Linked DNA regions of Mus musculus: region 1 is linked to region 2. Evidence: chromatin loops called from intact Hi-C (ENCODE). Cell type or tissue: left cerebral cortex. All regions are shown on one strand. Links, peaks and the distances in the headings refer to the core of each region. The heading gives the core; the rest is flanking DNA. Region 1 holds the start of n-TPagg6 (a tRNA gene). Region 2 holds the start of Irf5 (interferon regulatory factor 5).

Region 1 (16,118 bases), core at 4,708-12,707, 130 kb before region 2:
ATAAAATAAAATAAAATAAAATTCATCTGAGGGACCAGAAACCACCTGGACAGGGCTTGAGGATAGAGCCAAAGGCCACATGGCATGTGTCAACTCAACAAGCATTGCACAAGTTAGCCTCAGCTGCCTCCTGTGGCTCCTGACTGTCATGGATTCAAGACACCTGGGGCTCTCTTACTCCTCATGTAAGGCTAAGTAGTAGCCACCTCTTTAGCCTCACGGATGCCCAGATACCTGCTCAGACAGTCCCCTTCCATATCAGAGGGCTTGAGATAAAAAAAAAAAAAATGGACCCAAATTGGAAGGAACCTAGACCCAGTTAAGATGTGACAGAGGACCCAGTGAGGTTGAAGCCAACGAGTATCACCAAAGCACACATTCTCACCAACACCAGGCGGAGGCTCACCTCTCCAGTGACCTTGAAGCCATGCAGTAGGGGACAGATGGGAGGTTCTGAGAATAAGGCATGGGGCAAAAGAGGAAGGAAGGACCATGACCCTAAATTGGAGGCACTCTCTTTGACTTCTTCCTCTGTTCACTAGCCCACTCTCGTTCTTGGGAATGCTTTTCCTTTCTTTAAAAAAAAGAATGTAAGTACATATGTGTGTATAAATGTGCACATGACCATGTGGGTCTAAGCAGAGGCCAGAAGAGTGTGTCAGAGTCCCCTGCAGCTGCAGCTACAAAGCGCTGGCAGTGAGTTGCCCATTGTGGGTGCTAGGAATGGTCCAGTCCTTTATCAGAGCAGCAAACTCTAAACTGCTGAACCCCTACTTTTCTGTTAAGATGCTGCCTGCATTTTTATTTCTAAATATATTCTCCCTGACAGACTGAGTTTTCTCAGTTTCTCTGACCTTCATGGCCAACTGCTCCCCCATAAAGGAAAGAGCCCCCTCCCCTCCATTTGTGAACAACTGATTTAGCTGTACATTATAAACGTTCTACATCCTGGGACAGGGGGATGTTTCCTTAACCGTTTTAGGGGTTTTTCTTCTATTCTCATCAAGGGGTCACAGACTCTTACTCCCAAACAGATGACAGTAGACTCAGAGGAATCTGTGAATGAACAGCAGCGCAGAAGAAAAGCAGCAGCACCGAGCTAAAAGTCTGAAAGTGAAAGATGATCAGAGTCACAGAGTTAGCTTCGTGCACTCCAGAAGGAACTCCTTCAGAGTGACGAGTGGGAGAGTCTATGCAAGAGATAATGCAAACTACCCACTCTCAGGGTCATGACAGATAAGAATGCCTCTCTGGGGGACTTCACAGGCAAGACATTGGTGGGACACAATAAGCAATGTCCTCAATAGCAGACACAAGAAGTCATCACTATTTCACTGACTCCCAAGATGGACTCACAGCACAGAAGCACTGGGTGAGGCAGAATCCCAGAAATCCATGGGCTCCTCCGGTCCAGGGAAAGTCTGGTATCTGGAGGTTTGAAATGTGTTTTCCTTGTCCTAATCATTTTTCTTCTCTGCTCAGTATTTATAAACTTCAAAAAATCACCAAAAGAATATACAGGCTCCACCTACTCAGTTAACCCTTTCAGAGACAACTAGGATTAGCTTATGCCCTGGAACACATGCAGAGGTCAGAGGACAGCTTGTGGGAGTTGGTTCTCTCCTTCCACCATCTGGGTCCATCAGCCTCACACACTGGGCCATCTTACCAGCCAGCTTTTGATACACAGGTGACAATGAGCTTGACTTGTGTTGTGACAGTTCTGCTGAGTACTGACCCACAAGATTCTCCAGACATGGACTGGCGAGATGGCTCAGCAGGTAAGAGCACTGACTGCTCTTCTGAAGGTCCTGAGTTCAAATCTCAGCCATCACATGGTGGCTCACAACCACCCATAATGAGATCTGACACCCTGGTCGGGTGTGTCTGAAGACAACTACAGTGTACTTAATAAATAAATCTTTGGAGCAGGGCTGACCAGAGTGAACAGAGGTCCTAAATACAATTCCCAACAACCACATGAAGGCTCACAACCATCTGTACAGCTACAGTGTACTCATATTCATTAAATAAATAAACAGAAAAATGAATAAATCTTTTTAAAAAGATTCTCCAGACACATGATTGGAAAAAGGATGGTATGACATGCTTTACTGGATATGAGGGGGGGTCCCCAAGTGTGAGGAGCGGGTGTGGCGGCAGTCCCAAGAAGGCGCCAGGGACTGCAGCTAAGTCTTATGACTTGCACCTGAATATAAGCCACGACCATCATGAGAGCTGCGCAGGTGTACCAGGATACTGGCGAATCCATTTTGGTGGAGATATGCTCCTGCTGCCCTGATTAGCTGAAGCTGTGTACCTGGTGAGGTGATGTGGCCTGCTGTGAGTGGATGAGGGCTGAGAGTATATAAGAGTGAGAGGCCTGGGTTAGAGAGAGGATTATTATTCGAGAGAGGATTATTGTTAGTGGGAGATATAGATAAAGAGAAAGAAGAGAGAAGAAGACTGAAGTTTGCTGAATAAACTGCTGTTAGAAGGACTGGTGGTCGTGTCGTTCTTGCTGGTCGAGAGCAGACGCAACATCCAAGCCCTCCTCAAGCTTGGGAGAAAATGAGGGAGCTCCAGGGGCACATCCAGGAGCCTCTCTAGAAAATTTGGTTCACATGTAGAAACATGTGAACCATGACGAGCCTGGAATCTAACAGCATGAATCCAGGGCACAGCCATTTAAGTCTGGCACTAAACCGAAGGCAGGTGCTGGTGGACTTCCTCTACCAGGGCGCTCTCTCCTGCTCCCCTTCCCTTCCTCCTGTGCAGGAAGGATTTGAAAGCATGGGAAACTGCAGAGATGAGATGGCCAGCATTCAGTGAACAGTATGATGCTCCATAAAGGCCACAAGAGAAGAACAAACCTGCCCCAAATCCAGAGCCCTGCCCCACCCAAAAGCACCGCCTGTGACCTAAGTGGAGTTTCAGCTCTGAAACATCTTCAGCAAAGACCCCCTCGCCCACCAAGGAGAACAATGTCAAGAATGTGCGCTGAGGTCATGGGATGACATGTTGAGTAGAGTTGTATTTATAAGCCAGTTGAAGCGCTGGAATAGCTACAGGAAGAAGCCTCTCGGGTTCGAGAATAAATGAGCCCTTCTCCCCTGCCACTCCCCACTGTGACTAGTGAGCAGAGTTGCCTGTATGGTACAGAAACTCCTGAGTGGTCATAATATAACTTTAACAACCTGGGAGCCAAGGAAAGCTGGCTAGTCCACTCACAGAAGTGAGGCCAGTTCGCATTCTTCAAAGGTATCACTTCACAGGGTGGGGCTCTACTCAGGACTTCCCTGAACATCTGTTTCCACTTGGAATTTCTTTTGTGTGTGCATGTGCCTGGGACTTTCGATTATTCCTTCCATAGACCTCTGCTAAGTGGCAACTGTAGGCACAGTGACATGGAGAATCCAGTAAGGTTGGTCCTGCCACGTGCTTAAGCAGACCAGGCATACAGATCTGCTGAGAGCCACTGGCACCATCTGGCTTGCCAAAGGCCAGGCACAGCTTAGACTCAAAGACCACTAAGACAGATCTTTGCCCCCATGGAGCTCCCCACTCATAGGAGCCCCCGCCAAAAGCAAGCAAGGGTTCCATGTGTGTTAGGTGTGAAATAGGCCGGGCTAAGACCACTGCTTCTCCTACAGGGCCCTCGCATCTGAACCATGATCTCACCTTTTTGGGGATCCTTCCCACCTGTCAGGCCCCCCCCCCCCCATGTACCCTTAGGCTGTGGGTAGATCATCGTCCTGTGAATGGAAGTTCTCAGAAACAAGCTATGCCTATGTTAAAGGTTCTGTGAGACTGACTGACTGGTCAGAACTTCGTAACTGTGCTAGCTGCCACAGCAGCTTAGTTGGAAGGACGTTGGACTGAAGACTTTAGTAACTATGGAATAGTGGAATGTTGCAGATCTGAGGCTAATTATCTTGAGCTGTCTTGATCCACATTAATAGCCATTCATTGCCCACCTCTATGTCTGACCTAGTACCCTTGTGACTATCACTTGAAACACTTGAGATGTATTAACAGACCACTAGCTTCCACCATCCATAGACTAAGACTGCCATCAGATAGCAGCTGAAACCCCAGCAGAGATGTCCCCCACTCTGTTCTAACCTATCCACCTTATAGTCCCATCAGTGCATCTGAAAGGGACTCGGATTGCTTACGTTCTTGTTCTATAACTATAAAAGCTTCATGAAACTGCCACCACTCTGGAAAATGGTATTTAAGGCAACCTGATTCTATGTTCTTGGGTCGTGGTCTCTCATATTTGGCTCTAGAACAAACTATCTCCTCCTCTTCTTGAGATAGGGTCTCACCATGCAGTCCCCCCGGGGGAGGGGGGAGCCTGAAATGTGCTACATAATCCCTGCTGACATCGGCCTCCTCTCTCGAGCCTCAATTGAAAGGCTGTGCCACAGCCTGGCCTCAAACCCCATCTCCTGTCATCAGTAAGAACTGATTTTGGAGTTAACACTTAGCAGCTTCCCTGCCCCACCCCCACCCCCAGCAGGGGCTGTTTGGTGTGGAGGTGTGTGAGGACAGACTCCTGTCTCCAGTTTTCTAGAAAGTCCGAGAAGCTGTGTGTCCTGCATTTAAAGCGACTTCAGATGCAGATGGCAGCAGAGGCTGAAGCTAGGCAAGAGGAAGCATTCTTGTAACAGGTGGGCACATGGCAAGTGCAGGCGAGTGTCCTTGTCTTACAGCAGAGAACATGGGCCAAAGTTAAGAGACTGGTAAAGCACACAGCACATGCCCGGCCCGCAGCAGGCAGTAAGGCCTCTCTTCTGTTAGGTACTCCTCCACCCCGCCCATCTCCGCCCATCCCCAACCCCTCCCACCTCCAGCTCCACCCCGATCCCTACAACCCCACCCCCCTCCCGTCTTAGGTTACCACAATCACCCGTTTCTGTTGTAGAGCATTTTATACGCTCCATCACCTACCTCACCATCACCCTTAAGGGAGACAGGGCAGGACCTGCCTTTCCAGATGGAAGGAGATGCAGTAGGTTAGCCAAGGTGGCCTAGACAAGGGTGTGCCAGGTCCGGCGTCTGGGCTGGCGCCCAAGAGTTTACCAGGTATGAAGCATCTTTTCCTGGTGGTCTAACCAGGAGCTAAGAAAAAAGAGCAGCTTGGAATTGACAGCAATAACTCCTAAGACAAAGAAGTATCTGCTGGGGCCTGCCTGGCCCTCTCTTCCCTTCTTCCAACAGTGAGTTTGGAAGTATGAGCTCTGGGTGAAGTCCTAGGCAGAGGAGTGGCTGTGTGACTGAGGAGATCAAAGCCTGCTGGAGCACTGCCTGCCTGGGCTGGGAGCCAGCTTGAGAGGAGCAGCAGAGAAACCGGTCCTAGGAACCACTAGTGCAGTTAATGTTGATGATGTGGTAGAGAGGATACATCTGGCCAGGAGTAACCGCCAGTGGCTCGTTGGTCTAGGGGTATGATTCTCGCTTAGGGTGCGAGAGGTCCCGGGTTCAAATCCCGGACGAGCCCTGCTTATCATTTTTTGCTCCCCCTTGGCCAACTTCCACATGCACAGCCTGCTCTTGCCAGAGATCTGGTTAAAGGATCTTGACGGCCAACTGTCAGTCACCTCGGAGTCTTAGTCTATATATGTGGTTGTTTCCACGTGGTCAAACAGGACAAGCATGGTTTTAAAGCATCCACTGGGCTTCCTGTGTGAGGGAAGGGGACTTTGGATCATCTACAGGGGGCTGGAGCCTCACAAAAGCACATGAAAGCCAGGTTCTTGAACCTTGAAATTCCTACAAATACCACACAAATGAAAGAAAGAGTCTTACAGCGGTGTTTCAGGAAACCAGGGTAGGTGAGGGAATTCCGCCAAAGAAAGAAAGATGAAAGAAAGAGATGAAAAAGGAAAGAGGGCACGCCTTTAATCCCAGCACTCAGGAGGCAGAGGCAAACAGATTTCTGAGTTCGAGGTCCTGGTCTACAGAGTGAGTTCCAGGACAGCCAGGGCTACTCAGAGAAACCATGTCTCAAATAAAACAAACAAAAATAAAACAAAAACAAAAAAAAAAAAGGGAAGAAGGAGAGAAGGGGGTGGAGAGAGTAAGCACAAGAGAGCGATCTACTGAAGAATCAACACAATACTATGATTTGTGTAGGATTTCCCAGCTTTTTCTACCGTTTCCAAACAGGAAGTACAGATGCATTGGTAACTCTGTGATGCGACCATCAATGTGTTTCTCCTACGGACTCAACCATCCTGGACACGGATACAAGATACAAGCGTTTAGGTGCTTGCTCAGAACACTGCCTGTCCCCTGTCCCCATACCTAGCTGGGGAGCTGCTGGGGAAGGGAGAGTCAGTCGTGTTCTGGCTTGGAGCCCCTGGTAGGCTGCCCGTACTCCAGTGCAGAGCCCCACACCCATGCACACACTGGTGACACGAATATAGCTCAATGAGTTATTTAAAAAGGACGGAGGTGGGGACACACTGGGGCAGAGGCTGTGGGGAGTAGGCATGATCAGAACATATTGGATACACGTATGAAATTATTAAACAAATGAATTAAAAATATAATGGAAAAGTCAGATAACCAAACGCCAAACCTGCCCTCACTGAAGCCACTTTTTAAGCCATAAACTCTGTGCCCCACCTCCTTACTGCAGCCACACCCAGGTAGAATATTCCTCCTTCAGCATCTGTCCTGAGGGTAATCTTGAGGGCAGCCTACTTTGCACGTGTGCCCCTCTAATCAATGCTTTGGATTCATCAGCCAAGGAGAGCTGCTCTCCTTAGGATCCCTACTGGAAAAAATAAAGTAAAAATAAAAAGCTGGGTGCTGGTGGCACCATACGTCTTTAACCCAGCACTCCGGAGGCAGAGGAGAGTGGATCTATGAGTTTGAAGCTAGCCTGGTCTACAGAATGCGTTCCAGGAAAGTCAGGGCTACACAGAGAAACCCTGTCTTGAAAACAAAACAAAACAAAACAAAACAAAACAAAACAAAACAAAACAAGACAAGAATCCCTACCGGTCTATCCTTTACATGGCTCTACCAGTAGTATCCCGTCACCATCTTTGGGGCGGCTCCCAGATGGGGTAATATTATTCCATGGGATTCCTCCTAAGGAGAATAGATAGAACCTAGCAAACAAGAATGCTCTGAGAGCTGGGGTGACACAATATGAAAACTACTACAGAGTAAGCACACATCAAATAGGAAAGATCAAGGCAAGAAAGTCATGAAAATAGGGCACAATAAGTAGAAAGAGATTGTTGAGAGAATAAAATAAAACATTAAAAAGTAAAAAGCAGGGCTGGTAAGATGGCTCAGCAGGTAAGGGCACCTGACTGCTCTTTGGAAGGTCCAGAGTTCAAATCCCAGCAACCACATGGTGGCTTACAACCATCCGTATGAGATCTGACTTCTGGAGTGTCTGAAGACAGCTACAGTGTACTTACATATAATAAATAATAAATAAATCTTTTTTTAAAAAAAGTGGAAAGCAGGGGACTGGGAAGATGGTCAGTGGTCAGAGATCTTGGGTTTGATTCCCAGCATCCACATGGCAGTTTGCAACTGTCTATAACCATAGAGGATCCTACACCTTTTTTTTTCCTTCCACGGGAACCAGGCACACACAAATGGTGCGAAGACCACATAAAATAGAAATAATCTTTTAAAGGGTTGGCAATGAAGCACAGAGTGCTTGCCTAGCACACACAAAGCCACGGTGGATGTGGATCTGTAATCTCAGCACCAGGGAGTGGAAGGAAAAGGAACAGACCTTCAAGGCCGTCATCAGCTATACAAGGAGTTTCAGGACAACCTGAGATATAAGACCCTGTCAAGAAACAGAGCCGGGGTGGGTGGGGTGGGGCAGCAACAAGGATGCACCAAACAGATTAGACTCAGAGAGAAGTAGTGACCGGAAGATAGAACGAATAAAAAACATCCAGAAATGTGGGCAATAGGAAGATCACCTGAGACAGAATAGTTAAAAGGCTATGGGCGAGACTGAGGCACGCTAAGAGGCTGAGCAAGTACAAGAAATGTACTGTTTAAAAAAAAAAAAATGGGGGCTGTCGAGATGGCTCAGCGGGTAAGAGCACTGACTGCTCTTCCAAAGGTCTTGAGTTCAAATCCCAGCAACCACACGGTGGCTCACAACTATCCGTAATAAGATCTGATGCCCTCTTCTGGAGTGTCTGAAGACAGCTACAGTGTACTTACATATGATAAATAAATAAAATAAAATAAAATAAAATACTATAAAAAAACTATAAAAGTGAAGAGAAAGACCTTAAAATCACCCAGAAAGAAAAGTACCTAGTTGTTGTTGGTAGCTCTCTGTGTGTGTGTGTGTTATATAAGAGCCTGTCTCAAGAAGAGAGAGAGAGAGAGAGAGAAAGAAAGGGAGAGAGAGGAAGGAAAGAAAGAAAGAAAGAAAGAAAGAAAGAAAGAAAGAAAGAAAGAAAGAAAGAAAGAGAGGAAGGAAGGAAGGAAAGGGAGAAGGAAAAGAAAGAAAAGAGAAAAGAAAAAAAAAAAAAAACAGAGTGAATCTAAACCAATAGTATCCAGAAGGTGATGCTAGCAGACCACAGATAATGATGATGGTGACGAATCTGAGTGGGGTTAGAAACAAAGCTGAAACCAAAATACCAGCTTGAAATGTGGAGGACAGGGAAAGAAGAGTTGGAGTGTTCTACGCGGCTTCTATTTACTAGAAAAGCATGGTGACTTAAAGATCCAGGGAAATGGGTGCACAGCGGTGGCACCAACCTCTAATCAGAGGCAGAGACAGACAGATCTCTGTACATTTGAAACCAGCTTGGTCTACATAGTGGGCTCTAGGCTAACCAATGAGCTACACAGCTGCTTAGCTATACAGTGAGACCCTGTCTCCAAAGAGTGAGGGTGAAGAAAAATGTACAAGGAGACTACTAGCATATGCAGCTTTTGCACCACTGGGAGACAGGAAATAAAGAAGATAAATAAATCCACAATCAGTGGCATTTAATTGGCACCGCTACTTTACAGACTAACTTAGCAACACCTCTACTTTACAGACTAACTTAGCAACACCTCTACTTTACAGACTAACTTAGCAACAGTTAGTAAATTTAGAGGCACCTATTCCTTGTCCCAGAAATTCCCCTCTAGTTACTTGCCCTTGGAATGTCTGCCACAAGGGCCGGGAAGGCATATATAGAATTGCCAGTTGCAGCATTTACTTTGTTATAGAAAACTGCAAGGAGCCCAGATGCTCACTAGAGGATGAACAGAACTATGTAAAACACGGTGGATACGTAAAACTTTAAGGCTAGCTGATGAAAGTGGATTATGTAACACTTGACGGATGTTGAAACCACACAAATCAAAATTATGTAATTTTTTGTGACTTATATACATATAAAGTACAGCTTTCAAACCATGGGATTGTTCCTAGTGGTCAGGGTTGGGTTTTCGATATTTTAGGCTTCTACTTCAAATAAAGGCTGACACAGATTTGCAAAGTAGCAAGGAAATTTTATTCAAAAGGAAAGTAAACAGTATAAAGCAGGGAGAGACACAGAGTAGGGATCAGGGGTACACAGGGGTGAGAAACCGTTCACAGGCTCCAGTTATGACAGGAGGCATCTTGTTATGGTGTTCAAGAAAAGAAGTTTGGTTACTGAAGTGTATAAAGTTGTTCTCTCTTTTGATTAATAAATTAAGTCATATAATTATTTCTCACACATCTCCAATTTTAACCATTATACATAGGCTTAAGATGGCAATCAAGGAATTCTCCTTCAACGTTTACTCAGCGACACAGTTTTATCTTTATGTGGGCACACACCCCAAAACCATTTCAGGTTGGATCTGTTCTTCTGCTCTTTCTAATCAGATGCATTGGGAATATATTTGTCTTTTTAAAAAAATATTATTATTGTAAGCCTAGCCCTCAATGGCTGAAACATCTCTCCAACCTCTTTGGGAATACATTTGAATAAAAAAAAAAACTTGATAATTGTTAGAGATGAAGAAATTGAAACTATTGTTCAAAGAGTAGTGTACACGTAGCCTGATGTAGGCAGGGGCCTGAGGTGTGTGTTGTTTGAGGAGGGTTGTGTATACATTTACACACAGGTAAAGGCACTAGGCTGCCAAGGGCATCATTACAAGACAGAGGGAGTGTGCATAACTAAACCCAAACAGGGCCCCAAGTCGCTACACTATTCCCTGTCCTAACCTACTTCAAATTTGAATCAAATTTGGCCTGATATTAATTGTCCTGGAGAGATGGCTTAGTGAATAAGAGCACTGGCTGCTCTTCCAGAAGACCTGGGTTTGAGTCCCAGAATCCACATGGCAACTCACAATCATCTGTAACTCCCACTCCCAGGGGTCCAACGCCCTCTTCAGTCTCTTTGCACACTTCACACACGTGGTGCACAGATATAAATGCAGGCAAAATGCCAGCACATATGCAAATAAGTCATCTTGGAAATATAGTTGTAAAAAAGTAACATTACTGCTGGGAGAGGGAAAGTCAGTTTCCTTAAATGATCATAGCCCCCCAGGTGGGTGGTCCATACTCCAGGGCAGGCCCTGCTCCCAGGGTAGGAGGACAATACAAACTGGACTCCATTTAAAAAGAAAAGAAAAGAAATACAAGAAGACAACTCAAAGCTGGGGGTAGGGGAGTGAGGTGATGGTGAAGAGGGTGGGTGTGGGAGGAGTGGGGACTCAAATGCCTTCATAAAATTCTCAAAGAATTAGTGCAAATGTAAAATTTGTTTCAAAGTAAGATATAAACATGGCTGGGGATGTAGCAAGGCAGCAGAGCAGTTGTCTACTAGGCAAAAGGTCTGAGGTTCAATCCCCAGCATTGCAAGAAGAAAAAGATCTGAGCAGTCTGGTGTGCACAGGAGTGTTACACTAGTCTTTGGACTTTACTTTTCTGTATGTTGCAAATGCTCCTTTTAAAAATGCTTTAATGGTTACTCTGAGCGTCTAGAAATAAGGGTAAAGGGGGATAAATGGCTGCATCAGTCCTCAGAGGGGATGATCTCCTGGGATGGGATTGGGGGTAAGGCTGAGTCTTAAACCCTGGGGTTACAGGAGGATTAACCCAGATCATCCCTCTCAGCTGATCACCTGGGGGACACACCTGCCATGCCTGCCCTTCAGACACATCCCTGACAGCCCTGCCCCCCATAGCTGCTAAGCTCTTTCTTCCCTTCTGCTCCCTAACTTCACCCTCATCTCAACCCCATGCTGATCTGAATAGGGTTTGCCTCCCACTAATAGACTGGTTCTAGTCTCCCTTGAGCATTCCCTGAGATCAATGGTGAGTGATGGATCACCTGCACCCAGGAACCAGCTTAGTCCTAATGCTCAAGATCCAGGCTCTCCTAGAGAGAGCTCTGACTCCTGAATGTCACAACTGACCATGGCGACTGTCTTTCTGTTCACCCACTGCCAACTGCTAGCCTGACCTGCTGCTGAGACAGAACTGGAGGCTGCTGCGCTGGGCAGAACCACTGAGCTTCCAGAACACTTCCCTTTAGCTCCCCCCATGAGAGCTCATTTCATCATCTCTAAATATTGTACCTTGCTACCCAAGTCTGGCTTGATGATCTGCAAAATAGTAAGCTTGCCCGGAAGCTCTTCTCTGTGGCTGGATCACTGTAGCCATGGGTCTAAAGTGGGAGCTTGACCTCTGGGGAGAAGGTGAAAACAAATAATTCTTCATTTTTCTGATTATCAGGCTGGGGGTCGGGGGGAGGAATTACTACTGACTTCTGGACTTTTTTGTTTTGTTGGTTTTTGGTTTTTGAGACAGGGTTTCTCTGTGTAGCCTTGGCTGTCCTGGAACTAACTCGGTAGACCAGGCTGGCTTCTAAATCATATAGATCCGCCTGCCTCTGACTCCCAGGTGCTGGGATTAAAGGTGTGAGCCATCACTGCCTGGCAGACATCATTGTTAATAGGGAACGTGAGTTTAAATTCATGAGTTAAAAATCTGGGATAAATGATGAAGGCGTTGTTAACTTAGTCGGAAGCTCCATGTTACTCATTTACTCCATGAGTCAGGTACTTTGATACTGAAGATACAAAGATAACTAGGATACTTCCCAACCTTAACAGCAGGCAATACTCTGATGCTGCCCAGAGGGTCAGAAGAGCACAGCAGGAGAGTCTAAAAAAAGGAAGGGATGGGGTGTCTGGAGAGTAACTCTCAACACAATGCTGAAATTACTGATAAGCCTGAGATGTGCAGGGAATTGCTTCATTCCTGAGGAACATGGAGGGCTTGAGAGCCCAGTAGCCTGGGGAGTTGAACCCAGCCAAGCCATGCCCAAACTTTAGGAGTGAGAATACATGAGAAAGAACTGGTGTGAGGTACCAAGCTTAGAAATCTCTCCACGATTATAACTCGGGGAGCAGATTCCTGAGTATCCACTTCTGACCTAAATGAGACCTGCTGAGATGTCAAATCTGCCTCAAGACCAAGTTCATCTCTTGAATAAATAGATGAAAAGTTGAAAAAAAGCTTCGTGGTTTCCCACATTTCTTGTTACAGGGAACATCAATGATGCCCACACTGCACAGGTCACAGAGGGCGTGGCTCAAAGGGCTGGGAAGAAAGAGGGACTTGGTACACTGGGAGGAGAGCTCTGGCTGGGTGGGATTTCGGGGAAAGCAGTGATGTACCACCACCTAGCACTTGGCACATGCAGGTCTCAACTATCCGCCAGCCCTGCAGTAGCTCTGGGGCGCTTGAGGCTACCCGGAGGGATGGGTTCTGTGGACTGCGGGGATGGGGACGCTGGCTCTGTGTGGGAACCAAGGAAGTGCGCGTGTGTTTGCGCATCTGCAGGAAACAGTCCATCCCCCCCCACCCCCACCCCCCCCCCGGTTCTATCATCCGTCAAGACTAGCCCCTGAGGTCCCTAGGCGTGGCGGACCCAGGGTGGGTTCTGCAGCCAGAACCAAGCCATGCTAGCACTCCTTGGGCGCATCCTCAAGACCCGGTAGCTCACGTCCGCTTTTCAGGCGCAGCAGACCTGAAGCTGCCTCGGACGAGCCTGGGGCACTTTAGTGACGTGTTTTGAACCTCTTTTGCTGGTCCTCACTGGGTCTGGAGCCGGGGACTGGGGGAGGGTTTCCGGGCGGCCACAGGCGGGCACTCGCGTCAGGTGGCCAGGCCAGGCCCCGCCCTCTCGGCCCGCCCTCTCTCCTCCCTGCGCACCGGGCTCCCGGTCCCCGGCCCGGAGGCTGCGGCTTCTGCTCGGGAGGCGGCGGCGGCGGCGGGAGCAGCCATGGAGGCAGGCGGCGGGGCCGGCGCGGGAGCCGCGGGCTGGAGCTGCCCTGGCCCAGGTCAGAGCGGCCTCTCTCTCAGCTCCCTATGCTCCTTCCCCCTACGGCTCTCCTTCCTTCTGACCCCCAGGTGCTCCTGGTACTGAGTCGGCTCCCTTCACCCTGGCCTCCACCGGATACTGCTCTCCATCTTTCGACCTGGGTTGTCCCTTCCCAGCGGTCACTCCCCAAGCGCTCCCCAGTTAGTCTCTCCAGCCCGATTGTGTTTCCAGCTCACGAGGGGGGCGGGGGAGTTGTCTCTAGAGCCTGCACCCTTCTAGTTCATCAAAGCTCTTGACCACCGGGAGAGGGTGGGGTGGGCGAGGTTTGGTGAGGGAGGGAAGGGGAGAGAAAGAGAAACGGCCTAGTTTAGAGCCCCTTCTCTCCTCTCCTGAGCCGGCCACCCCTCCCTTCTCTGCTTTGCTATATAGGATCCTCCCAAAACCTTCTTTCCTAGTTCCCACCCTACCCCTCTTCTTATGCCCCAAGCTAAACAAACACTCACCCTCTTCTGTCTGAGCGAGGGAGAGGAGCCGGGAACAGGGGTGCTGAGGTTGGGCCGCGCCGGACTGGGGTCCCCTCCATAGGCATGAGAGGTGGCTGAGGGAATAGAATCACAGAGCTGGGCAGAGTGAGTCAGGCTTCTCCAGTGTGATTGCAAATTCCGGGGCTCCCATATAAGAATGCACGTCCCTTTCTTTCCCCTCAGCCCCAGGCCCCTCTATTCCTACAGTTCTTACTTTCTCCCGGCTCACAGGACCCACAGTAACCACTTTAGGCTCCTATGAGGTATCTGAGGGTTGTGAGAGGAAGAAAGGCCAACGCTGGGGGTCTCTGGAGCGCCGTGGGATGCAAGCTATGGACGGTGAGTTTTCTGAAAAAGGCTTTCTATCGCCCTACTCCGTAGCTCCCTTCTTCCTTCCCTGACCCCAGAACTCTGAGCCAGAACAGGGCCCTCCCCTCACTTCATCTCAGGCCCCTCCTCCCTGGTGGCTGAGCTCCAAGCCTCCCCTGGGCTCAGGCATTGTGGGAAGTTTGGGCACATCCCTTTGGGGCGCCAATCACCCAGCTAACCAGGTTGTGTGTCCCGGGAAGCTGCCAGACAGAGAGAGGCCCTGCTCAACCCAGCCTGGAAACAGGCTTTCGGCAGGGGGCTTGTTCTTCTCACTGCCTGCTGACCCAGATCCCAAGCTGTCTCTTATTTTTAAAAGCCAGGACATGGGCATGAGAACTGTCTATCTGATGCCACCACCGTCAACTCTGAATGGAACCCTGCAGCTTTAGTAAGAACGTGCTTAGGAGAGGGCTAGATGGAGTCTATTTCCCAACAGCACTCGCGTGTAACAGGGCAGGCAGTACCAACACATTATCCAGGACTTCTTGTGAAGTGTCCCCAGGCCCCTCTGTAGTTCAGCACAGGCCTTCCCTAGAGACTAGATGACATAAGGGGTCTCAGATGAACCGTATGCTGTTGGTGTTAGAAAAGGGAAGGAAGGCCAGAGACCCAGGATTAAAAACAAAGCAATCCCTACCAAGACAAGATTGCATTGCAGTGAAGAAGAAGAAGGAGAAAAAAAAGGTGTTCAGGAGTCTGAACATGAGGACCAGTACCAAATTAGTTTTTCAAATGTGTCAACAGGACTGGAGAGATGGCTTAGCAATTGATCAGTTCCCGGCACCCACATCGCAGCCCACAGCTGTCTGTGACTCCAGTCTTAGAAGCTCTAATACCCTCTTCTGACCTGAAAGGGCATTGCCCTCCCATGATGGACAGACACACATGCAGGGAGAGCACCCGTATGCAGTAAATAAATAAATGAGTGGTTTAGAAGAGTGTGTTAAGATGGCAGACTTTCTTTGAGATGAGTTCAGCCTGACAACTCTCAACATCAACTTGGGTCAGAAGGAAAGAGATGATCCTTGTGGTACCCAACAGGGAAACAACAGGTGTAGAAAAACCTCAAAAAGATATTTGACAACATGCATTTGAAAGGGTTCCAAAATGGATGCAGTAAACAACTCCGCCTAATGTTTCCTCTTCTATCTACAGACCAAGCCAGTGTTTTCTTATTATGAAACGGCTAATACCTTGCAAGCCACCTAGGTTGTTTTTCCCCCAAGCTTGCTTCATTTGGCCTACATAAACAGCTGGTGTCTGAATGTCTGAATCCTTTCTTAACTCCTTGTCCTACTACCCAGAGTTCAGACTACTAGAGCCAGGTGTCCTCATGCAAGCTTCTTGTAGCTGAGCCAGCACAAGGCTGCTGGACAGGCAGGAGACGTCCAATATTAGGCGTTTGGAAGCTGGAGAAGGTGCATCCAAATTTGACCTACCAGAGCCTGACCATGAGTTAGGTTCTACCCAGGGAACCTCGGGGGACACCAGGTGACACTACTCTGCAGACCAGGCCCTGGGGAGGTAAGGTGCAGGGTTCTAGATTGGGCACTGACTGTGTGGTGGGATGGTTGTCTCTCCTAGGGGAGGTGTTACTTCCAGCTCTATATGAGGAAGAGGAGGAGGAAGAGGAGGAAGAGGAAGAGGTCGAAGAAGAGCAAGTAGAGAAAGGAGGCAGTTTGGGCTCCCTTTCAATGGGCAAGCATCGGGGCCTGAGCCTGACAGAGACAGAGCTGGAGGAGCTGAGGGCCCAGGTGCTGCAGCTGGTGGCAGAGCTGGAGGAGACCCGTGAGCTTGCTGGGCAGCATGAAGATGACTCCCTGGAGCTTCAGGGTGAGCACCCGTGACAGGGCACAGGGCTTGGGCCCAAAGGCTCCGTGCTTCCCCGGTT
Region 2 (16,118 bases), core at 3,286-11,285:
ACAGGTATGTTTGAGGTCAGCACACATGAAACTGTCTCTATAGGTTATTTTTAGTTTACTTACAGTTAAATTCAATTACATACGGGTGTGCATGTGTCTGTGTGTGTGTGCCTGTGTGTGTGTGTTTGTGTCTGTGTGTTTGTGTCTGTGTGTCTGTGTGTCTGTGTGTCTGTGTATGTGTTTGTGTCTGTGTGTCTGTGTATGTGTTTGTGTCTGTGTGTCTGTGTGTCTGTGTGTGTGTCTGTCTGTGTATCTATGTGTGTCTGTGTGTGTGTGTCTCTCTGTGTCTCTCAGTGTGTCTATGTGTGTCTGTGTGTGTGTCTGTGTGTGTGTGTCTGTGTGTGTGTGTGTCTGTCTGTGTGTCTGTGTGTCTGTGTGTTTGTGTGTACGTGTGTGTGTGTGTAAAAGGCAGCTCAGTTCTGTAAAGACACTGTTCCCTTCACTGCTGACCATTGCTTTGAGAGCAGCCAAGCCCATGTTCCCTGACACACTCTTTTTACTTCCCTGGTTTCTCAAGGGTCTCTTTCTAGGTAAGGCAGCTCACTTTCTTGCTTGCCTCAACATCTCAAGGGCATGAAACCACCTCTGAGGCACACACAATATTAGGGTCCAACTGTGGGAAAGGAAGCTGCAGCAGCTGTCTCCCTCTCCCTCTCCCTCTCCCTCTCCCTCTCCCTCTCCCTCTCCCTCTCCCTCTCCCTCTCCCTCTCCCTCTCCCTCTCCCTCTCCCTCTCCCTCTCCCTCTCCCTCTCCCTCTCTTTCCCTTTCCCTCTCTCTCTAAACACATATATGTATATATATATATATATATATATATATATGTATATATACACACACACATATATATACATATATACACACATGTACACATATATACATGTATACATATGTGTGTGTGTGACACACATTATACATACATACATATATACATATACATGGCTGAGGGAAGGGAAAGGAAAGCAAAAATTGGGGACATCTCAGGGATCTCAGGGGCAGCCTGTTCTGGGGGTCAGGAGGCTCAAAGCTGTTAGAGTGTAGGGATCTTCATGCCCCCTGGGTGCCATCTGCTCTGGGGATATAGCCAGCATAATGGTTTGAATAGGCCCCATAGGCCTACTGGGAGTGGCACTATTAGAAGGTATAGCCTTGTTGGAGTAGGTGTGGCCTTTTTGGAAGAAATGTGTCACTGCAGGTGGGGCTTTAAGGTCTTAGATGCTCAAGCCAGGCCCAGTGTCTCTCCCTTCCTACTGCCTACTGATCAAGATGTAGAACTCTCAACTACCCCTCCACCACCATGCCTGCTTGCCTGCATTCTGCCATTCCTTCTGCTATGATGACAATAGACTAAACCCCTTAACTGTAAGCCAGTCTCAGTGAAACATTTTCCTTTATATGAGTTGCCATAGTCATGGTGTCTCTTTACAGCAAGCAATAGAACACTGATTAAGACAGTCCAGAAGAGTGGTCACTAAAGCAGCTGAGAACCAACAGAATGTGGGACCTGCCCTATGGAATGGCTGCTGTTGTGTTTATTCCTGTCATATACCCTGTGTGCAAGACACTGGGCCTGCTGGTCTTCATTCCAAGCAGTGTGCTTTGTTGCTGACAGTGTATCAAGTCCACTTTACAAATGGGAGCTCTGGGATGCAGAGAGACTGAACAAAAGCTAAGGCCAAGCATCTAGCATCACCAGACTGCAGTGACAGAAGACACTGATGTGCAATTGGCTTTAGATCCCCGTGTTTCGCTTCCCAGTTGCTGTGCACCTCTGGTAAACCACCTCCTCTTTCAGAGTCTCTGCCTCTTCAGGTGAAGAGCAAGCAGACACCTGCTCTGTGCATGAGAATGAAATAACGGCCTCAGGTTTAGTGACAGCAGGATGTGTGAAATGCTCATAGGTTGATTTGTGCCCCCCTTTCCCAAATTCATGTATCGAAATTCTACCCTCTAGTGCTTCAGAATGCGAGCGTCTTTGGAGAGAGGGCCACTGCATGTGTAACTAGTTAAGTTGAAGTCATTAGAGGGCCCTTCCTTAACACAACTATAGAAGGGAAGGTTTTGCAGGCTGAAAGTTTAGCTCAGTGGTATAGGTTTGCCTATCATGCACAGAGGCCCTGGGTTTGATCCCCAATACTGCAAAAGAGGGGAACATTTAGGTGCAGAGGTATGTTCTCAGAGAAGAGATCTTGACTTTTGAAGATAAAGACAGATGTCTGGGTAACATTTCTACAAGCAGTAAGTCATCAAAGACAGTAATGAATGCACAGGGGTGGGGGGAGATTTAGCTCAGGGGCATCTAGCAAGTGCCAGGCCCTAACACTGTAAGAAGCGGGGTGGGGTATATAGAAGGACATCAGTGGGTAACAGTACTCGCTTCACAAGCATGAGGGCCTGAGCAAGAAATCCCAGCACACACTTGTGGCGAGAGCGAGCCTCACAACCTGAGTGTGATGCCTAGAATCCGTGCTGCTAGATCCTGAAAGATATCCTCTGACTACAAGAGCATCTCAGCTCACCTGCAGTTCCCCGTGTACGTACTACATACACACACACTCACATTTACCCACATACACACACACATACACTCACACACACACCCTCACTCACATACATTTATATATATACACTCACACCCACATAAACATACACTCACACACTCATATACACTCACACCCATATTCACACACACTCACATACACACCATACTCATAGACACATCCACACATATCCACACACTCAACACACAACAATAATAGTAAATAAAGTTAAACATTATTCTAGCTGGGTGCACACCTTTAAACCTAGCACTCAGGAGGCAGAGGCAGGCAGACCTTGGTGAGTTCAAGCCCAGTAAGGTCTACAAGAGTAAGTTTCAGGATAGCCAAGGCTATGCAGAGAAACCCTGTCTAAAAACAATAAAAAGTAATCCAGGCAGTGGTGCATACCTTTAATCTCAACCTTCAGGAAAGAGAGGGAGGCAGATGCTATGAATTTGAAGTTAATCTGGTGTACATAGCAAGTTCCAGTCACATAGTGAGACTTTCTCCCCATGCCTCTCCCCAAATAAATAAAATAAAATCTACTGTTAGTTTCCAAAAAAAAATCATCAAATTAGTTATAAATAGATAGATAGATAGATAGATAGATAGATAGATAGATAGATAGATAAAATTTAACCTCCTACGCATAGAGATTTAAGCTGGAGAAGGTGCCAAAATCCATGGAGTTAATTAGCCAGGACCTCAGCTAACTTCTTCAGTAAATGGGGATACTAGAAACCTCTCCAGCCTAGTGACTGCCTGCAATCAAAGATATCAAGATGTCACATGCGCTTAATGTGTCTGGCATATATTGAGATCTCAGTGTGATCTTGTATCTAGAATCTGCTACTGCACAGCAAAGCTCTGTAGAGTTGTGAGCTAATATAGAAGACCCTGGAAGAGGCCTGAGCATGTGTCTCTTCTCCCCATTCTCCCTGTACCTCCATCGCCGAGAAATGGCTCCTGGTCAAGCATCAAGGCCTGCCAGCATCTCTATGGCTTTGGCAGTGCCAGTGAGGAAGAGAAGGCTGGGAAACAGGGAAGGCTATGTCAGAAGGACCGCCCCATATGGGCAGAAGGTCTCCATAGTCTCTGGGCCCTTCAGCTCCATCATGGCTCCAGTGTGCCCAACACCACAGATTGGCAGGGCATCAGGGTCTTAGCTTGGAGAACTTTAGAAATCGCTGAGGACCCAGATAGATCACTGGCCTTCAAAGAACTCAACTCTAGGTCTACTCTAGTGAGGCCTGGCACCCTCTTCTTCCTTGTAAGCAAGAAAGGAGAGGGCCCTGGCCTCTGAGCCTCCCCAGGGGACTTTAGCTCCCAGGTTCTCTGCTTTTTTTTCACTCTGAAGAGATCCTCAGCTGGTTCCTGTGGGGACAACCCACGAACACTGCCAGAATCCCAAAAGTCCAAAGTTTACAGGCAGACTTCTTTTTCCTTTTCCTCCGTGCCAAATGCCTGTCCTGTGAGCCACAGTGCAGGACTGGTGGCAACAGGGAGGCCCTGGCCCTTTAGTGACAGAGTGCAGCAATGGGGAGGGAAGTTATTTGGGGGTAATGTTTATGCTGAGTTTAGCAGATTCTAAACCCAAATTCAGGGACTGTGGGAGGTGTGGCCATCTAACCCAGTAGAGTCTGAGCGCCTTTCTAACCAGGCCAAAAGTGGAGAGGGTGCTAACACCGAGGCAGACCCAAGGAAGGCTGACAGGAGACGAATCGCACAGGAAAGTGAGACATCTGCACCTCAGCTGTTTAAAGGAAATAATGAGAAAGGCAAGCCCTAGTGAGACCCCTGGGTCTGGGGTGTAAATAGGGAGATACAAGATGTCAGGAAATGCTGGAGTTTGGGTTGGGGTGGTGGGGGCATTCCTGAAGGTTTAGGGCCAGCTTGAGCAAGGCCCAAACAAAGGAGTAAAGTCAAAATGGAGTCCACTCAGGACATCACGAAAAGGAGAGGTGACCAGCAAGAGAAAGGGAAGTAGCTTTTCTTTTTTTAGTGAGACAAAGAAGCAGAGAGCCGGTGCCCCGGGGTGGCGGTGGTGTCTACTCAGCTTCCTCGGCCCCAGGTTGTGGGAAGAGAGACTGAGTGTGGGTGGGCAAAGGTGAGGACCCGAGGTCCAAGGGGCCCATGTGACCGTTCTAGCTGAGTGGGGGACTTCCACATCATACCTCAGAAGGCTGAGGAAGCAGCAGTTCATAGAAACAGAGAGGAAGCTGGCTGCAGTGTCCACAGCACAGGTCATAACACTACTGGAACATTCCAAGCCAGGGAGCCACATCAATCTCTGCTCTGGCTCTCCACTGAATTCAGGCAAAGCTGCCTGTGTGGTGCCCCTCAAAGCTCACCCAGTCCTGCTACCTGAAAGGTGTTGAGCCTCATTGTCTCGCCCCACAGACTGGAAACTCCAGCACAGGGAGTTTGTCTTTCTATCCTGGCAGGGGCTTCGGTGAGCATCTGACATCGTCCATGTGTGACAGGGATGGGACCATCTCACTTCAGGGATGGAAAGCTGGCTCCAGCACAGGAGGCGTGTCATGTCTCACAATTCCTGGGATTTGATGCCCCATTGGACTCACAACCTGATGTCACACTCGCAAGTTCCCAGACAAACAGGCCAGTCCAGAGAACCTGCAAAGCCCAGGCCAGAGAAAATGGGGTTGGGCAACAACGGCAGCTGGCATTTCTCAGGCCCTGTCTAAAGTGGGCTGGCCTCGAGATGACTGGAGTGTGCTTAGCTTCTCCTTAAGTCACTGTCATTTACACTGGGTTTCTTTCGGTTCCCTCTTCCTCTAACTCTCTCTGTGCCTTTACTTGGACCATGGCTTTGCCCAAAGCCAACAAAGTTACTTCTTATCACAAGCTCATCTGTGACAGCGTCATACCACTGGTGGGGGAGTCACCGGACCTCCTGATGCCCTCCTAGGACTATGGAGTCTTTCTGCACCCTGTTGGGCCCCCCTGAATGAGCAGGGGGAACTGAGATTAATTTTAAGCATCAGAGTGGGGCCTCACTTCCCTTTTGCCCGTGACAGTGCACAGGAGCCTAGGGGACTCTTCGTTCTTGGAATAGCTGGAGTTCTGTTCACTGAATGAGCACTACCCCTTTCCTTCCTCCAGAAACAGGTCTCTGGCTCAGGGCAGTTTTTGGCTAAGGGGCTCCTTGTCAGGGAAGACAGGATCTGAATGGAGCAGAATCTTTTCGGAGCCCCGTTTATCTTATGGCCTGCCGCTGAGTTTAGGCCTCAGCTGCCCCAGTGCAGACATGCGCCACTGTGACTGGATCCACCCAGAGTTTTAATTTTAAAAATGTGAAACAGAAGGACACATGGCTCAGTGATAGAGTGCCTAGCATATATGAGAGGGTAATATATTCAGCAGATACAAATAATATATTTCCATTTTATATTCAGCTACAGTGAAAGGAGGGGGAGATATATAGAGAGAAGGAAAACAAAAACAAACCCACTGGATTCTCTCTGCTCATTGAAGTCTAATCCAGACATCCCTGGGAAGGCAGCAGAGGTTAAGGAAGAAGCCACAATTCTAATTAATTAATACCACGGTATCTGTCAGCAATCTAAGGCTTTAAATGTAGAGGGTAAACAGTATGTCTACAATGTATATATTTTACTTGCTAGCTAAAGTGAACAATGGGGTGTGTGTGTGGGGGGGGGGGGGGTAAACAAGATGGCTGGCAAGCCTGACAGCCTTAGTTCAGTCCCTGGGCCAGGCATATGAAGGAGAGAACTGGCTGAAGTTGTCCTCTGACATACTCATGCTTATGTGTACCCACAGATGTACACACAAAATAAATGTAATAACATTTTAATTTAACAATTCATTCAGAATATTTGTGTATTAAAAATATCTCTAGGACCGAAGAGATAGCTTGGTAGTTAAGAGCATCTGCTGTTCTTGCAGTAGACCTGGATTCAGATCTCAGCACCCACACCCCCTCGCTCACAACAGTCTCTAACTCCAGTTCCAGAGAATCCAGCGCCCTCTTCTGGTCTCTGCAGGAACTGCATGTTCACGATGCACATGCATGCTGACAAAATACTCATATACATAAAAAATAAAATAAATCACTAAAAAGAATTAAGATGGTAAACATTTAAAATATATGTGCTTATATCTTTAGTTAAGCTGCCTGCGATGCTACACCAAATCTCAGCTACTCAAGGCATCTGAGCCAGGAAAATCGTTTGATTCCTGGAGTTGGAGACCAGCACCGGCAACACAACTTTTTACCCTTAAAAGAGTTAAAACCCAAGAAACAAATACAATAACCCTTTAGAATTATGACAGGGCAGAGAAGGCAGGCACTTAGTAGCACAGTGCTTGCTTAGAATGTGCAAGGTCCTGGGTTCCATTATCAGTAAAATACAAATATAAAAATAAAAATTACTATAGATCATGAACCATGCAAGACAGGGTTGGTTCCCAACTAAGCTGAATTTCAGTGGAAATTAGACGTTAAAATCATATGGAAAAATCAAACGGAAAGACTCTGGAAGTCGTCTCCACCCCTCCTCCAAACCAATCAACAAATTACACCAAAACACAACAAACCAAAAGCTGACTCAAGGAAGGGGTAGACCTTCCTGGAAAAAACACTTAGACTATCAAATAATATGATGCTGACCCAAAAGTTGAAGAGTGAGAATCAGCGAATAATGTTCCTACATGAACAGGATGTGTGGAAGTTGAGGCCAGCATCGACTCGGACAGGAAGGCCCGTTTATGGAACCGGGAGGTCGGGGTGGGGGTGGGAACCCGCTCAAAGGGCAAACCCAAACCACGGTGAAGGTAAGGGCAAAAGAAGAGGTGGGCTTGTCAGTCACATGGTGAGTTGGAGCGGTCCGGAGGGCCAGTGTTAAGGCTGAGGAGACAGAGTGGCCCAAGGTATGTTGAAAGGGAGCTCTCAGGGGTCTCCCAATGCCCTGGAGTGTGGCTCCATCGACGCCCGCGCGCAGCGGATCTCCAGCTCCAGGCGGGCGCGGACTAGGTGAGGACAGGCTACAGGGTATCTGGGGACTGGGTGATGGATGACTCTGTCTCCCCGGATTCCCAAAGGAGCCCGGCGAGGGGCGCCGAGCTGTCTGCGGTCTCGCGGAGGCCCCGGGCTTCCCCGCGGTGGGCGGTGGATGGGTAGGGGCCCGGGGCGCGGGGTGGTGGCGAGGGGCGGGGCGGGGCGCTGCCCCGGGCGGGGGCGGCGCGATGCGGAAGTGCGGGGCGGGCTGGGCGACCCGCGGGCGGTGCAGCTCGGCGAGAGCTCAGCTCGGCCGCAGCGCCAGGCCGGGGCTCCAGGCTCCCCGCGGGCGCACAGCAAACAGGTAGGTCCCGGGGCTGTGGGCTGTGTTGGGCTCCTCGCCCCGAGGGCGGTGGGAACAGCCCCGGGCTTCAGCCAAGCCACGGCTCCGACCCACGGCGACCTGCACGCCCCGGGCACCTGCCAACGGGGCCAGCGGGGTCGGGATCCCGCTCCTCCGCGGTGGGCGATGATCGAAGGCGGCGCCGGGCCAGCGCGAATGGCTCCAAGGCGCTCCGCACCAGGCCAGCTCGGAGTGCCGGGCTCCGGCCGCCAACGTTCGCATGCTCGGGGAAAGTCCCAAGGGCCCAGTGGACATCCCCACTGCGCCTCGCCAGGGTCAAGGATGCCAAGCGCCCTGTCACAGTCTGGCGGGGACCAGGGAGGAGCGAGTTTCCGACCCCGACCCTGTCGGCACACAGCTCGTCTCTCCTCCCCGGCCACACCTCACTTTTTCGACTAAAGAGGTTGAGGTGTCAAGCAGCGATCCCTCCCAAGGATCTTAAAGCCAAGGACAGGAATCTGTGGGAATAGAGTTTGAGGGGAGACGTTGTCAAATAGAGGCTCTGCTCCTTGACTCGTAGCTCAAAAGGGGACGACGATTTATTCTTAGCTGTTGAGAAGAATCGGGGCGGGGGCTGATTAATGCTTGGTCTAGTTTCTTGACGGCCTGCCCCTAAACTTAAGAAGTAACAACTTAGAATCTGAACGTGAAGGGAAAGTGTAGTTGGGCCGAAACGCAGGCGGAGAGATGTCCCGGGCCAGTATTCGCCCTCGGTGCAGATGTCTCCCAGACTCCAGGTGTCTCTCGAACCTCCAGAGGACCCAGAGCGGGTACCTAGTAGCAGGGGTGGAAGTGGGGGCTTTCTTGGCCTCCTCCTGGCATAGCAAGGCGGACACGTCCCGGTCCAGAGGAGCGGACCAGGAACGGACACTAAGCCAGTAACCCCGCGATGACTCCAGGGGCTGACCCAGGTTCCTTCCCACCCCCACCCCCCTTCCCTCCGCGTTATGCCCCGGGTGGAGTCTGCCGGGATGATCAGGAGGGAACGACCTGGCCTGAACTCCAAAGTGAGGATAAGTGATCAGGACCAGAAAGGATGTGGACGGGGCTGACGGAGGCTGGAGAGGCTAAAAGCCTCGCATGAGGACCTGTGTGATACAGTACAGCATTCGCCCTCTCTACTCCCTAAGCTCCTGGCTAAAGTCTAGGAAAGAGATAGGTAGGAGACCACTCCTATTAACTAAAAGTCCTTCGGGGGTTTTCCCTTGAACTCTGGCCTTCCCCCAGCCTGCCCCTGGGAGGAAGCCGGGAGAGGGTTCTTCCTGCCGCACCTGCTGCCCCAGAATCTCAGCCTGTGTGCACTCTGAAGGGGCAGGGCCCCGGGTGTGTCGCTCACCTGGAGAGGGCGGGATTTATGCTCATGCCTACTGCAGGTAACCCCTGGATGTTGCCTTGAACTGGGTGTGGGGTTTAGAACGGGACAATTCGAGAGACAGGAGGGGTTCGAAGCTCTGCCTTTATTCCTTCCGTTATGGCAGCTTCTCCCCACCAGCTCCGGAGTTCTCAGTGATCTGACTGCCCAGGCAGCCTCTCCTGGGACTTCATGACCTTGGGGTGAGCTATGGGGACTCTCCATCGCAGTCGGGATTCAAGGGCTGCTTCCATGCCCCATCACATGTGGGATACTTCCTGAGGTCTGACATGGAAGATGGTGGGGGCTCTGTTCGTTTCTCCTTTTTAGGGCTCATAGCCAGACATCTCAGTCTGCGTTGTGTGTCAGCACTGCTCTTATTCAAAACCTCCAGACCCAGGAGCGGGCAGTCATGTTTAGACGCTGCAATTGTGAACTGGCAGGCAGGATCTGACTTAGATCTAAGCCTTTTTTGTTGGGCAGGAGGGAGCTTCTGTGGGGTAGATGCTGAACTTGGTCCTGCTCAGGGCGAGGCTCCTGTGCATCTAGCTGCAGGTGGTGCCTTCTGCCCCTAGATGAACACACCCTCCTCTCATGGCCCTGGCTTGCTGTGGGGATCATTTCTCTACGTCACTACTCCATTAGAAGGGACTGCCGCTTCCTAACACTGAGGCCAGAGCAACAATTTCAAAACCTTTCTCTGATTTAATTTATCATCATCAGGCTGAGACAGAAAGAAAGCTGCAGTGTTCCTTGGCTCCTTCTTGGTCTCCGAAGCAGGGCAGTGAGTGCTCTGCTCTTCCTGTTCATACTACTCTTGACATGACTCTCTCTCTCTCTCTCTCTCTCTCTCTCTCTGTGTGTGTGTGTGTGTGTGTGTGTGTGTGTGTGTGTGTGTGTGTGTACATCACCCTCCATTCTAAGATCAGAGCTGCTTAGGAGCTATAATGGGAGACAGAGAGGATGATGTTGAGGATGGGGTGGGGGTGGGTCAGCCGAGTGAGTCAGATCTCTGAGTTGTCCCATCGGGCTACTTTCATTTCCCTTAGGTCAGGGTGGAGGCTGGCGCAGAAAGAGGAACTAAGCCACCTCTTCTTAAGCTTGGGGGCAGGGCTGGGAGCCTTTCCACGCTCTCTGTCCAAAGCTGGCAGTGCTATTCCTGGGTCTCTGGCCGCTGAGGTATGCACTGCTCTGAAGTGCTCTGAAGTCTGTAGAGGGTCGCTCCGCTAGCCTGGATGTGGCATGTAGTAGCCACAACCCAGAAGACACTAGGTGGGGGAATTGCAGGGGAAACTGGGGCTCCATGCTGCAAAACCCAAGTAAGTCTGCTGAGTTTTGTTTTGTTCTTTAACTGGCTGAATGAGAGAGTGTCTTCCCAGGAGCTGCTGGCACCGCAGCCTTCCTCTTCTCTGTTTCTGAACCCCGCCCCACCCCCACCCCAAGTTCAAGAGTTCAAGATCAAGAATATGGTCAAGGGCAGGAAAGAGCTTCCCAGGAGGGAAGATGGGTGAGAGGGAGGGAGCTCTAAGTTACAGGTTCTGTCAGGAGGAGAGGGAGCAGGTAGAGGGAAGAGCACCAGGGTTTCATGGGTCCTGTGCACATAACTCTAGTGAGATAGAGACTGTGGCCTGCCAAAGTGCTTACCTCCAATGGAAAGCTGTTGTGGCAATATTTAATCTCAATGGGGGGGGGGTGGACTACCTTGCCTTTGATCATTCAGTTCCCAGATAAAAGGCACTCAGCTTTTATATTTATAACGATCCTTTAGTGTACCAGAGCCGGGCACATATCACCCTTCATGCTCTAATGTCTTCTTCCCCATCAAGAACCCCTCCATGTTCCAACTTAGCTGCTCTTAATTCCAATCGGCCAGCCCTCGTGGCCATGCTTTCATGAGGCGTTTTCTCCTCCCTCTACCTTGTTGTCTCCCCTCAGACCAAGGAACTCTGCCTATCTCTCTTCTGCCCAGCTTCAGGCTGTTGGCATCTTTATTAGCCAGTCAGGGATAATCTGGGGGGCAAGGATACATAGAATCACTTGTGTCTGCATGAGACTCTCTTCCTCCCTGGGGGCAACCAGGCCAGTGTGAAGCATTACAATACATGGCAACAGGAAGCTGTTAGACCTGGTCTGCACTTCCTGCCACCACGTGTATGGCACTGGTCTGTAAACAGGAGCACCGAATGGATGTGAAGGCAGTAGCAGGAGCCAGACTCAAGTCCACTGATGGCTTCAGGGTGGCACCATCTAAGCCAGGTACCCGGTGTCACTGGAGTGGATGAGTGGGATTTTTATAAAGAGTTCAAGGGGGAAGAAAGCTTCATTCCTGAAAGAACTGAGGAGAAATGCCAGGGCTACAGGTGATCTTAACCAAAAGGCCCAAAACTCAGAGTCCTGTGAACGAACCTGTCCCTAACCCCTCTCCCACGGTCTGCTCCTGTCTAAGGCCAGCTTGTGTTAGAAGCCTGTGACAGACGTTTAGTTTAGAGGATTTGTTAGGAGGGACGGGGAAGGGCAGTTTCAGGGGAAAGAAGTTGAGTAAGATGCAGAGAGAAAAGCTGGGCAAGGCAGGACAGATACAGCATGGTGGAATAGCCAACCCTAGAGAAGTACCCGTGGATTTCGCTGGCCCACCTCTATGCAAGGGAGCCAGGTTTGCCTTGACAGAGATGGGTGGCTTGACATGGGGAATAAGACACCTGGGACAATTCTCTAGTGAAGCAGCGGCTGGATACTGACTGCACTCAAGAATGGGTGGCCCACAGCACCCACTAGCACGGGAGTTTCCTTCTCCCCTAACAGAACTCACAGGCTGCGCGAGCTGTGACAGGAAGGTGAGGGAAAGCAGCCTTGGCCCCAGACGCCTAGAAGGACTGGGGTGCTCATCCGCTTGACCTGTCCACCAGGGCAGGGAACATCTTGCTATCAGTTTGTAGAGCTCCTCTTTGCTTTCTCCCGCAGAGCCCTTTGCCATGAACCACTCAGCCCCAGGGATTCCCCCACCACCCCGCCGTGTGAGGCTGAAGCCCTGGTTGGTGGCCCAGGTGAACAGCTGCCAGTACCCAGGGCTTCAGTGGGTCAACGGGGAAAAGAAACTCTTCTATATACCCTGGCGCCATGCCACGAGGCATGGTCCCAGCCAGGATGGGGACAACACCATCTTCAAGGTAAGCCTTGGATAAGGTGCTGCCTTCTGGGGCAGCCCCTCCCTAGGAAAGAGCCCTCCGGAGTAGAGAGAGGCAGAGTCACGTCCTGCCAGCTACAGTGCTCAGGGGATCCCACACCTAGACTCAGGGACACAGGACCATCTTTTCTAACCTGTAGCCTAGAGCAAGGTGGGGATGGAAGGTCTCTGGGAGGCCAGCCTGTAACTCCGTGTAGCACTCCATGCTCTTGATTTATGTTACACTGGACTACACGTTACACATACTATATCACATGCACTAAATGAAGTTACTAGCTCATTTTTTGGGTTTGGTCTGGGTTTTGAGTCAGGGTCTCACTTTATAATGCCCAGCTAACCAGACTCGCTTGGGTAGTCAAGGCTGGCTTGACTTGTCATCCTCCTGCCTCAGCCTCCCAAGTGCTAGGGTTACAGACATGTACCACCATGTCTAACAAGCCCTAATTCTGGACAGGCCCTACCAAAATAGTTTTACAACAGAATATACAGTGTATAATATATAATTGGAACCCAGTCACGTTTAAGAATGTTTAAATATACTTAGATATAGGGTCTCCCTCTATATTCTTGGTTGGCCTGGGACTCACTATGTAGATTAGAATGGCCTTAAACTTGTGGAAGTCCCCCCTTCCTGTCCTTCCAGCGTGTGTTGGGATTGCAAGCCTGTGCCACCATGCCTAGCTAACTTTTCAAAGATGTCTTTGTGCTAGGGATCAAGGCTATCCTTGCTCATGCTAAGACACATACAGTCACTAAGGGACAGCCCCACCCCCATACTTTATTTATTCATTATTTTATATATCTTAAAACATTCTCACATAGTCCAGGATGGCCTTAAACTCGTTACGTAGCTGCCTCTGGCCTTGAACCTCTGTTACTCTGTCTCCAGCTCTGAAGTACTTGGGTAGATTACAGATAGTCACCAACACACGCAAACCCACACATAGGTTTTAATTTTTCCTTATTTTTTTACTTACTTATTTATGGGGAGTGTGCAGGCCCCAGAGTATGTGCACGGAGGTCAGAGGTCAGTTTGGAAGAGTTGAGTCTCTCCTTCCACAGTGTGAATCCCAAGAATCAAACTCAAGTTGTCAGGCAGGCTGGCAAGTGCCTTTCTGTGGAGAGCCATTTTGCTGGCCCACACATACTGTAACCTGCATTTTTTTCACCCAATATCAGGATTAGCTTTCCTTTTCAAGAAACATCTGCTTCACTTTTTGTGACCATTGAATAACCCTCTGCAAGGACCCGGTATAACTCAGTCACCCATCACTTCAGACTGTTTTAGATTGTGCTTCCAGGCATGATCTCTCCTAAATTCTACCTTTTGATCTAATGGTCAGATGAGGTCTAGTGTTCAGAGTTTAATAAAATTGTTAGACCAAAGAGATGCTGATTTTAAAACTTAAAACCTTTGGAATCTTATTATTTTAGCGTTTGAACTTAATCCTTACCACAATGTATGCGGATATTTCTATATTCTATAAAGTTCTATCAAGATTAAGTTGCTATGGGCTGGAGAGATGGCTCAGCAGTTAAGAGCATTGACTGCTCTTCCAGAGGTCCTGAGTTCAATTTCTGGTAACCACATGGTGGCTCACAACCACCTGTAATGAGATCTGATGCCCTCTTCTGGTGTGCGTCTGAACACAGCTACAGTGTACTCATATAAATAAAAAATAAATAAATCTTTTAAAAAAAAAGATTAAGTTGCTAGTTTAAAGAGAAGAAACACTTATAATTTTGACATCACCAAATTACCATGCAAAAATAACAAGATCAATTAGGGGTGAGGGTCAGAGGTTAGGAGGCTGTGCTTAGCAAGCCTGAGGCTCTGTTCCATCCTTAACACAACAGCAACAACAACAATAATAACAATAATGTTGATGATAGCTGGACTGTAGGCTTGGGCCCTATAATCCCAGCACTTGGGAGATGGAAACAAGTGGATTGATCAAGAGTTCAAGGCCATCCTTGCCCATTTAGCAAGTTTGCAACCAGCCTGGGTTACATTAGGCACTGTCTCAAAAGAGAAAAGGAATAAGGAGAAGTAGAGAGAGAGGGAGAGGAAGAGAGTCAGGGTGGGGGTGGGGGTGAGGAGAAAAAGGAGGAGGAGGAGGGGGAGGAAGAGAAGGAGGAGGAGAAAACAACAACAAAGCAGCAAGAATAATACTGATCACTGATGCATACCTGCTTGTTGGTACAGTTCCAAGTACCTTAAAGATGTTGACTCCTTGAGTCTTCTCTGGTACAGTCAAGGAGGATCCAAAACAGAGGCAGCTTGATTTGGTCTGCTTGGCCTCAAACACAGCCTGGCTCCAAGTCACAAGCTCTCCTCTCTACGTTTTTTTTTTTTTTTCCTTGTGTTCCTTTGAGATTGTACCTGCTTGCCCTCCTAGCAGCAGTGAGTAGAATTCATTGAGTTTGTCTGAACTGTGAGGGTTGGACAAGATCTGGTCTTATCCACCTAATGAGCCTGTCTGGCAAGGCTTAGCCTGGTGGCCAAAACTCTTAGCATTGACTCCTATAGGACAAGAGAGTTGCTAGGGCCTCGGTGACAGTTAAGGTCCCCTGTAATCTGCAGTCCTCTTTTCCTTCCATAGGCCTGGGCTAAAGAGACAGGGAAGTACACTGAAGGGGTGGATGAGGCTGACCCAGCCAAGTGGAAGGCCAACCTGCGCTGTGCCCTTAACAAAAGCCGTGACTTCCAGCTGTTCTATGATGGCCCTCGGGACATGCCACCTCAGCCGTACAAGATCTACGAGGTCTGCTCCAACGGCCCTGCTCCCACAGGTATAATGTGGCCCTGTGTGACCACCTGAAAGCTATGAACTCTGGGTACAGGAAAACCCAAAGACCTTCCAGCCAAGGGCTCCAGGGTGGGCTTCAGGGGCTGTGCTAGGTCATGATCGCAGGGCTCCTGTGAGTATCTGGGAGTGGGGTGAGGGCTCCAGGTGCTTCTTCATTACCACTGCCCTTGCTCTGGGCTCTTGGCTTCAGGGGAGGCCTTTGCCTGCTGCTTCTTGGTGCCAGCTCTTTGACCCACACATATGTGGGCAGCTTCATGGGTGATGTGGAGCCCCAGGAGTTTGGATAACCTCTGGCTGCCCAGATGGAGCTACAGCCTGCCCTGGCTCCCATTTTATCACTGACTTCCTGCCTTGCTCTCTCTCCCTCGACACGCAGAGAGCCAACCCACTGATGATTACGTTCTGGGAGAAGAGGAGGAGGAGGAAGAGGAAGAGGTGTGTGGGGATGAGGATGAGGCTGGCCTCGGTGGGCTCTGCTGCCCACCCTTGCTTCAGGATCACCCACTTCCTCTGTGGCCCATTGTCCTCCACATCTCTTCTTTGGGTCATCCTTTGATGGTTCTGAAAGGAACGGAGTGGCCATCTTGTCCCTCCTAGGGCTTTATTGATGCATAGTGTGTCACATGTCTGCCTGACCGCCACCACAGTTGGGCTTGGTGGGTACTACTGCCTGCAGAATGCACATTTAGAAATGGGGACATCCACAGCTTTCATGACCTGTTGAGGATGGCAGATCTGGGACCAGCAGTGGAGGTTGGCCTTCACTGAGCTGAGGCTGAGGGATTGCCTTTTGTTTGTTGAGCACTGTTTCCTCAGGATCAGACCAATTTAATAACCTGTCCTCCCTTCTGTCCT

The links. Hi-C counts contacts between places; a loop is a spot of excess contacts. Peaks named below come from ENCODE experiments on the same cell type or tissue, not always from the same donor. Only the 100,000 strongest peaks of a DNase experiment are listed, where the experiment ranks them.
Region 1: it touches region 2 in a loop (1.9-fold over the local background); 3 of 42 quality-filtered maps call a loop at or near these places.

What each region holds. Positions count from the first base shown.
Region 1 is chr6:29,383,390-29,399,507 of GRCm38, forward strand. n-TPagg6 (a tRNA gene) reads left to right here and starts at 5,435; the gene lies at 5,435-5,506. Ccdc136 (coiled-coil domain containing 136) reads left to right here and starts at 13,186. Exons shown (of 18, transcript NM_001347071.1): 1 at 13,186-13,353; 2 at 14,090-14,197; 3 at 15,812-16,060. The coding sequence starts at 13,296. RefSeq lists a cis regulatory region at 1-3,695. In left cerebral cortex, for the core only: a CTCF peak has its summit at 8,575; DNase peaks (open chromatin) are centred at 5,330 and 8,650; H3K4me3 peaks cover 418 bases; H3K27ac peaks cover 324 bases.
Region 2 is chr6:29,518,896-29,535,013 of GRCm38, forward strand. It overlaps Irf5 (interferon regulatory factor 5), which reads left to right and starts at 7,730. Exons shown (of 9, transcript NM_012057.4): 1 at 7,730-7,879; 2 at 12,231-12,436; 3 at 15,057-15,246; 4 at 15,640-15,698. The coding sequence starts at 12,242. It overlaps Gm26627 (a long non-coding RNA gene), which reads left to right. Exons shown (of 3, transcript XR_868831.3): 3 at 4,982-5,809. In left cerebral cortex, for the core only: a CTCF peak has its summit at 6,563 (motif pointing left); DNase peaks (open chromatin) are centred at 4,578, 5,381 and 10,380; H3K4me3 peaks cover 1,335 bases; H3K27ac peaks cover 577 bases.